3 separate regions of the Homo sapiens genome follow, and regions 1 and 2 are each linked to region 3. The links are chromatin loops, found by intact Hi-C in ENCODE. Cell type or tissue: B cell. All regions are shown on one strand. Region 1 overlaps IQSEC1 (IQ motif and Sec7 domain ArfGEF 1). Region 2 overlaps IQSEC1 (IQ motif and Sec7 domain ArfGEF 1). Region 3 has its middle 15 kb from the start of IQSEC1.

Region 1 (2,500 bases), 190 kb before region 3:
AGCTGGAGTGGGGGAGGCAGTTCAACACTACTTGGCTGGCTCACCGTTTCAAGGCTGATGGTGTCTGAGGCCCACCCATCCCTCAGACTGAGGTGAGCAGAGCCCAGGGTGCCAACAAGAAATGAAATCTGGGCCTTTGTTCCACACAACACCAGCCCTGTGGGCTCCTGGGGCTCCGGTTGGGCCGTGAGGGGCAGAGGGGAGAGATGGCAACAGAAGTGCCCCGGGTTTGGTGTGCGGCTGGCGACCCCCGGGCGTGCCCTGTGTGGTGTGCAGGTGTTTCAGGGAGCCTGGGACCCCTACCCAGGCTGTCTACACAATTGTGCTGATGCCGCTGGGTTTGGCCTTGCTGCTGGTGGGGGGCGGCGGGGCAGGGGGCTGCCCATGGTGGTGCACTGTGTGCCCCACGTGGGCCGAGGGCAGCGGCGGGTGGCCGTGGGCATGGGCCCCGTAGGCTGGGTGGCCCCCATGGGGGCCGTGGTGGTACTGGTGTGCGTGCTGGATGTGCTGGGGTGGGTGGTGGTGGTGGTGATGGTGGTACGGGGGAGGGTTCTGCATGTGGCAGTACTGGGTGTGATGCCCGTGCATGGCGGCCTGCGGCAGCCCCTCTGGGGGCCCCAGGTGGTGGCCAGCCACAGAGTGCTGCAAGTGAGGCAGGACCACCGGTGGGTGGGGGGGTGGCAGGGCTGGGGCTGAGGGCAGGTGGGCCTGGGGAGGGGGCTTCCCTCTCTTGCTCCCGAATAAGGAGCCCAGGAGGGAAGATGAGTTGGGCATAGTCTGGTGTGGGCGAGATGGACACTCTCGTGTTGATGTAGCTCTCCGGCGCATGTGAGGACTGCTAATGATGGACCCCTAAAAAGGAAATTCATAGAAATCAAAATTAAAAGATCTTCAAGCACTTAGGTCAGAATGATTTTTTTTTTTCAAATGTAAAAATTCACCCACTGACTGCTAAGCTTTAGTTCAACTCACTGGCCAGAGGGTGGGGCTCAGTGAGGCTGGACTGGGCCCCGCCTCCTCTCACTACAGTGCAGGGCAGCTGGGGGTTACTGGCCTTGACCAAAGTGGGGAGTGAGGGCAGGGGAGGGGCCCATCTCTCTGACCACCACGGCAGAAGTAGGACTTCTGGTCTCATTCTGACAAGCACTTTGGCCCTGGCAGCAGCCTGAGATTTCAAATTGGAACCCCTAGGTTGGGGTGTCTGTGCGCTGTGTGTGGCGAGTGCAGAGGGGCTGATGTGCCTGGAGGAGGAGCCCTGCTCCTGCTGAAAACAGGGCCCTCAGCTCTCCTGGGACTGCTCAACTGGGCTGAGGGCATGTGCTCCGCCCATGTGGGTCCTGAGGTCTCGGGGGAGGTGGTGACAGGGACAGGTGGGGCTCAGAAACCTTGTCCTCTGGGAGAATGGGCTGCCTAGGCATTTCACTACAGCTGCCTACTACAAACCAAACAAGGAAAAAGAAGGTAACAGAAAAAGATCTGCAAGCTGAGGTAGAGATGTGAACAGTAATACAGAGATGGCCGGAGGATGAGTGAAATATCATGAAATCCACACTGAATCTCTTTCTCTCAAGACACTCCTCCTCCCACAAGCTAAGCAATTCCATGGTGTCCTGCCGCAGACACACAGCAATCAAACTCCAAGAAGAAAGCGATGAGGATGGGCGGGCGTGGAAGTCAAGGGTTCAGCAAAAACATCCAACAGCAAGTGTGGAGGGTGAGTGGGAGCCGGGTGGCCCGGGCGGGGGTGCCGGAAGCTGGGGATGGTCAACCATGCTCAGGGACCACAGGTGATGGGGTTAAGCAGAAACCAAAACACAAAATCCAGAACCACCCCCACTGTTGAGTCCAAAACAAGCGGTGAGAGGCATGGATATTTCTAGGCACAGAGGAGAAGCTGACATGCACAGGGTTCCAGGCAGGCAGGGGCAGGGAGTGGGTGTCTGCATCTCTGTGCAGTAGGGGAAGGAAAAGCCAAAAAAAAAAACAACAAAAAAAAAACCAAAAAAAAAAAAAAAAAAAAAAAACCAGGACAACAGATATGAACTGAGGACTGGGGAAGGCGACACAGGACAGCCAGCTGGACAGAGGCGCTTCCTACTTACTTCCACATTGCTCTCTAGCGATCCCGCACTGCTGCGACGCCCTCGCTTCCCTGCCCAGAACATGCAATACCAGAAGTTAGACGCGGACATGAGGCTGGGGGTGCTGCCTGCCTGGTGCCACGCTGCTGCCACGGAGCCTGCACCCCTGCTGGGAGCAGGCACAGGTGCCGGGCCCACCTGCCCGCAGGAGCCAGGTGTGAGGGGTCGGAGGAGGGGCTCAGTGGGGAAGCCAGCAGCAGTGCAAGAATGAATTTTAAAAATAAAGTTTTCGAAAAGCAAAAAAAAAATTCTTTTTTAAACCAGCCCCAATTTTGTACTCCTCCTGGACCAGGAGTCTGTTGAGAGGGACCCTGGGGCTGAGGCATGTGTACAGGTGGGCCTGACGCCCCCAACTTGTG
Region 2 (2,500 bases), 67 kb before region 3:
TGGAGCCCAAGGCCCATCCTCCCCAGTTAACCACAGGGGCGCCTGGCAGTTATGGGTGCTAAGAGTGGGTTTGGGACAAACCCAGTGCCAATTATGGTGCCCACACCCACCCCACCACTCTCCTCTCATTGGTGGTGAGGAGGCCACCCGCCAGTGCTCGTGACACCCCTGTGAAGCTACCTGTCTATCACCACTTGACAGCCACAAAGCCTCCCGTAAGGCCCCGCCCCACAGCCCCGTCAGGTGGCCGTGCCATTCAATGAGGAGACTGAGGCACAGAGAGGCCAGTCTGCCAGGCTCTGTGAGGCGGTGCTGCTTCTCCTACAGACCATGTGGGCAAACGGCAGCCAAGAGGGAGCGAGCGAATCACCCTTGGACAGGGCACAGCGGGCCTCCCAGTGCCGAGCCCTCTGCATTCTGTCAACAAGCCCTGAGGTTTCCAAAGTGCCAATACCTGGAAACCTTGGGACAGAAGGGGACTCAGGAAAATCCAGCTGTGGTCACAAGGAAAAGCACACGGAGAGCTCACCAAAGTCCAGGACTCACCCGCTGCCTGGCCCAGCTCCCAAGTCACCCACCCAGGAGGTCTATCCCGGGGTCTGGGGCAGGGGCAGGGGCAGGGGCAGGCAGCCGCTGACTCACTCCAGGGCTGAGCTCTGCCTCTCTCCTTTCCCACAGCCAGCCGGCATCCTCATCCCAAGAGAACACTTTAGCCCTCACTGTCTGCCCTGCTCCCTCAAACCTGCCCAGGCCCAAGACCCGCCATTGAGGCTGAGGCCCAGGGCCCCAGGCACTCTCACCCAGCAGCAGAGACAACTATGGCCACTGTAATTATGGTTTCTTATTACAGTGAGAGTAAACTGTGTGGCTGGGTTTCCCCTTTCCCTTTGGCTGCCAGGAAACTTGGCAATTTTTACCCCAACAGAAGAACCTCAGGACCCTGTATATCTCTGTTCTGTTCTATTTTTCTACCCTAGCTCATGACATCCTATTCTAAATTGTGCTTTTTCCACTCCTGATTCTTTTTTTTAGAGATGAGGTCTTACTGTGTTGCTCAGGCTGGAGTGCAGTGGCTATTCACAGGCATGATCATCACACACTACCCTTGAACTGGGCTCAAGCATTCCTCCTGCCTCAGCCTTCCGAGTAGCTGGGACTAGAGACATGCACCACCATGCCTGGCTTCTGATGTTTTTTATTAACTATTTTGTTGCAGGTATTTTCTGTAAGCTGTCACAAGTATTTTGGGAAGGAAGGAAGAAAGGAAAGAAACAAGGAAAGAAGGAGAAATAGAAGGAAGGCAAAAAGGAAGGAAGGAAGGAATGCTTATAAAGTTTATACACCAGAGAGTGAGGGCAGAAAGAAAGAGGGACAATCTTTCAATCCCTTACCTGTTGCAAATCCACCCCTTTAAATAAAATAATATGCCCTTAGGCGGCATCCAAGTACAAACACATCTTCCAAATAGGTGGCTGCCCCTAAGCCCTTCCATATACAAATTCGGGCCCCGTGTAGTTCCCCTTTACAGATGGGGAGACCCCAGCCTTGCCTGAGATCACAAGGGACCTGGCTTCCTGCGCCCTGGTCTCCCTCCTTCTGGCAGCTGCAGAGGCCGCAGCGATCACAGATGGTGTCCCCTCCCCAGGGGGCCAAGGAGCTCTGCTCCACCCTTTCATTCTCACCATGCAGGCGCCATTCCAGATACCCCCACCACCCCCCACAGCTGTCCAGCTGGGGAGAAAGCTCAACGGCAAGGGTCATCGTATCCAACACTGACTGAATGCTGGCACCGCACCGGGCCCTGATCTTAGTGTGTATTACCTCACTGAATCCTCAAAACAATCCTAAAAGGATCTGCAGATGGGAAACTTTGGCTAGAGGTGAAGCCGCTTCACACCACTAACAATGCCAAAGCCAGCATTAAACCTGGGCAGCCTGGTGTCTGAGTCCGGGCTGAGCCCTCAGCCACTCAGTGACTGACGTTTACGGTCACACGAAGGAATCACTACACCAAGCGCTGAAGGGACGCGTGTGAGCCCCATTTCGCTGGTGGGTAACAGGCTCAGAGATGCTGTGGGGCAGGGCCAGGGTCACACAGCTGTGCCCTGTGCCAGCATGTTATGTAACACATGCTGCACCTGCCCCTGGCGTTCCTTTCCTGAACGTGTGCTCTGGATCCCAGCCGAACGTGTGCTCTGGATCCCAGCCAATCGCAGCACACCCCCTGGTCATTGTTCCACTCTCCTCCTCCCGCTCCACCAGAGACTGAAAGTTGCTCCAGCTCCCTCCATCCCAGCTCCTTCCTGGACCCTGTACAGCCATGCAAACCATCCGGCCCAACAGTCGACAGCCAGGCAGAGCAGCCATGCACGCGTCCCGGTACCTGAGTGTCCTCACAGAGATGCAGTACTTCCACATAAGGCTCCACACGGCACTGCCATACCCCTTCATGCCTGGCTCGGTGGAGGAGCGAGTGGCCAAGGGGCCCACCACCACTGCC
Region 3 (2,500 bases):
GGCCTTTGCATCTGCTGTTCCCTCCCTCAGCTCTCTGCACAGCTCTCTCTTCAGGTCTCAGCTTAGCAATCACCTGCAAGGGAGGCCTTCCTGAGCACCCTTGAAGAAGTAGCCCCCAGGCACTGTCTCCTCACCCAGTTTACTTCCTCTAGGCCATTTACAGGCATCCTGTTTAATTGTTCTTTCTCAACATCTGTCTTCTCTCAAGAAAATATCCTGTCCACAAGGCAGGGTCACCCCCTGTCTTGGTTATCGTGGCATCCCCCAGTGCACTGAATGGGGCCTGGCACACAGCAGGTGCTAATAAATGTTTGCCAACCAAACGAATGAATGACCTCAAGCCACACTCCCTCATTCACCCCCAGCTGGTTCAGGGGATCGTGGGTGCCACACTGTAGCTCTACTTATTTCACATGCCACACCCTTTGAAGGTTTGGTGAAAATCCCACCCCAGACAACATTCTTCCTACAGTCTAAATCTACACTGGGTAATTACTTTCAAATCCACACTAATAATAGGTCTTGTGATTACAGTTTATTTGCTGCGACTTTAGTTAATGGGCTGGATGGAATATTTGCATCTAGAAAGTTCCCCTGATGTTTTAAAGAGCTCCCAAATTCATCCACCAAAAGGAAGAGAAATAGCAAGAAAGAATAACTCAGAGAACTGCATTGTTGCCTCTTGGTGCAGGAGAGGCTCTCGGTGCAGAAAGAGCCCCAGAGTGTGTGCAGGAGGTCTGCAGACAAGCCCCTTCGCTTCTCTCAGCCTCAGTCTCCTCATCTGCAAAATGGGTTGGTAAACCTGGCTGGCAGGGGAGGAGACCGTGAATCAATCCCAAACCTTGACAGCCGTGATGACTTTGCAATTTGCTAAGAGCCTCTGCACCACTATCCCAGTCATGTTTTTCTTTTAACTATTTTTAGTTAAATGCATTTGAAAGGGAGTTTTTCTTTCACTACCACAAACGGAAAACCAGGATCACTTGCTGTCTTCGTCTATTTTGTGCTGCTGTAACAGAATATCTGAGACTGGGTAGTTATAAATGTATTACTCACAGAGACTTATTGCTCAGTTCTGGAGGCTGGGAAGTCTAAGGTCAAGGGGCTTGCACCTGGCAAGGGCCACCCTGCTGCATCCTCCCGTGGCAGAAGGTGGAAGGGCCAAAGAGCACTACGGAGGGATGGGGGCCGAACTTATCCTGTTTATCAGGGCCCGCTCCCAGGACAACTACCCCACTTCTGAGTTAACATGAACCCCTCCTGGCCCAACCCCTTCTTCAAGGCCCCAACCCTCACCGCTGCTGCCCTGGGGACTAACTTCCCAATGCATGAACTTTGGGGGACAAATTGAAACCACAGCACTAGAGCACAGTCCCCCCACCCTGTCTAACACAGCCCCTCCCTGTTTCTCTTCTCTGGTGCCTGGTGTTCTGTGACCCACTGATCACTTTGTGTGTTTACCATCTGTTTCTCACACTGGATTAGTTTCATGTCTGTCCCGTAACTGCTGAGTCCCCAGGGCTTAAAGCAGGGCAGCGTGCTAACGCAGTGGGTGGCGAAGGAACAGATGAAAGTGGAGGGGGAAGAGGAACTGCTGGCCATTCGTGCATGTGCTCACCCAGCACCTGCATGCTGACGACGCCCTCGCTTGACCTCTGCTCACTGCAGGGCTGAGGTCCAGATACCTCCACCACATCTATGAGAGCACAAGCTTAGTATGCCGAGGCCCACCAGCTTCCCGAAGCCTGCTCCTCCCCACTCCTGCTCTCTCCAGGCCCCCACCCACTCACTCTCACTCCTCCCAGCCTCCACACCCCTCCCTGGTTCCTGTCGCCCTCCCCGCTCCTCTGAATGGCCTTAGTACCCTCCCTACCCTCCTTGATTCAGCTCTCAGCCAGACCAATCCTTTGGCTGAACCTACATGAGACCATGGCCCTCTTCTGCTCAGTACCCTCCCGGGGACCCCACCCCACTCAGAATAAAAACCCCAATCCTTGCCATGATCCACAGGCCCTGCTTTACCCCCTGGGCCTTATTTATCCTCCTCCTAACTCTGCCTCGGGCACACTGGCCTGTTGCAGTTTCTCCAGCTCCAGCTCCAGGCTCTCCTGCCCCAGGGCCTTTGCATGTGTCATGCTTTTTGCCCAGGGGGATATTCAAAATATTTAACACAGGCACTGGCCCCCACCACTCCAAAACACCTCCTGCTAGGCTAAGTATTAACTCCTTTATTGCAGATCCTAGGGACATCTGAAGAGGGCCAGGAGAAGGGCTGGACAGAGACAGCAGCAGTGGGAGCCCCTCTGGGGGTCCAGACAGTGGGCTTTAACCCAGGGGCATGAAAAGATTTCAGTATTGTAACGACAGGTGTGTAACCGCTGGACATATGCCCTGACTTGGCCTGGCCCACTCCTCTCCTATTGGCCAGGAGGCCCCCTTGGGCCCCTCCCCAAAATACACTGCCACACCCCATCCTGGCCTTTTACTTTAGCACTTGTCA

Evidence for each region. Hi-C counts contacts between places; a loop is a spot of excess contacts. Peaks named below come from ENCODE experiments on the same cell type or tissue, not always from the same donor. Only the 100,000 strongest peaks of a DNase experiment are listed, where the experiment ranks them.
Region 1: it touches region 3 in a loop (5-fold over the local background); 4 of 110 quality-filtered maps call a loop at or near these places.
Region 2: it touches region 3 in a loop (8-fold over the local background); 12 of 110 quality-filtered maps call a loop at or near these places.

What each region holds. Positions count from the first base shown.
Region 1 is chr3:12,900,671-12,903,170 of GRCh38, forward strand. It overlaps IQSEC1 (IQ motif and Sec7 domain ArfGEF 1), which reads right to left. Exons shown (of 14, transcript NM_001134382.3): 13 at 2,103-2,152; 14 at 1-852. The coding sequence ends at 313. The region is part of intron 4 of LOC105376956 (a long non-coding RNA gene); the gene reads left to right. Among named protein-coding and RNA genes, the nearest start is that of LINC02022, 17 kb to the left of the region's middle. In B cell, no CTCF peak of the experiment used is centred here; a DNase peak (open chromatin) is centred at 1,321; H3K27ac peaks cover 1,413 bases.
Region 2 is chr3:13,019,650-13,022,149 of GRCh38, forward strand. All of the region lies in intron 1 of IQSEC1 (IQ motif and Sec7 domain ArfGEF 1), which reads right to left. Among named protein-coding and RNA genes, the nearest start is that of IQSEC1, 53 kb to the right of the region's middle. RefSeq lists enhancers at 1, 1,688-1,887, 2,138-2,217. In B cell, no CTCF peak of the experiment used is centred here; DNase peaks (open chromatin) are centred at 1,562, 1,992 and 2,384; H3K4me3 peaks cover 2,500 bases; H3K27ac peaks cover 2,500 bases.
Region 3 is chr3:13,086,680-13,089,179 of GRCh38, forward strand. It overlaps a transcript of IQSEC1 not described here. Among named protein-coding and RNA genes, the nearest start is that of IQSEC1, 15 kb to the left of the region's middle. RefSeq lists enhancers at 744-803, 854-943, 964-1,023, 1,664-2,163. In B cell, no CTCF peak of the experiment used is centred here; a DNase peak (open chromatin) is centred at 1,522; H3K4me3 peaks cover 420 bases; H3K27ac peaks cover 2,500 bases.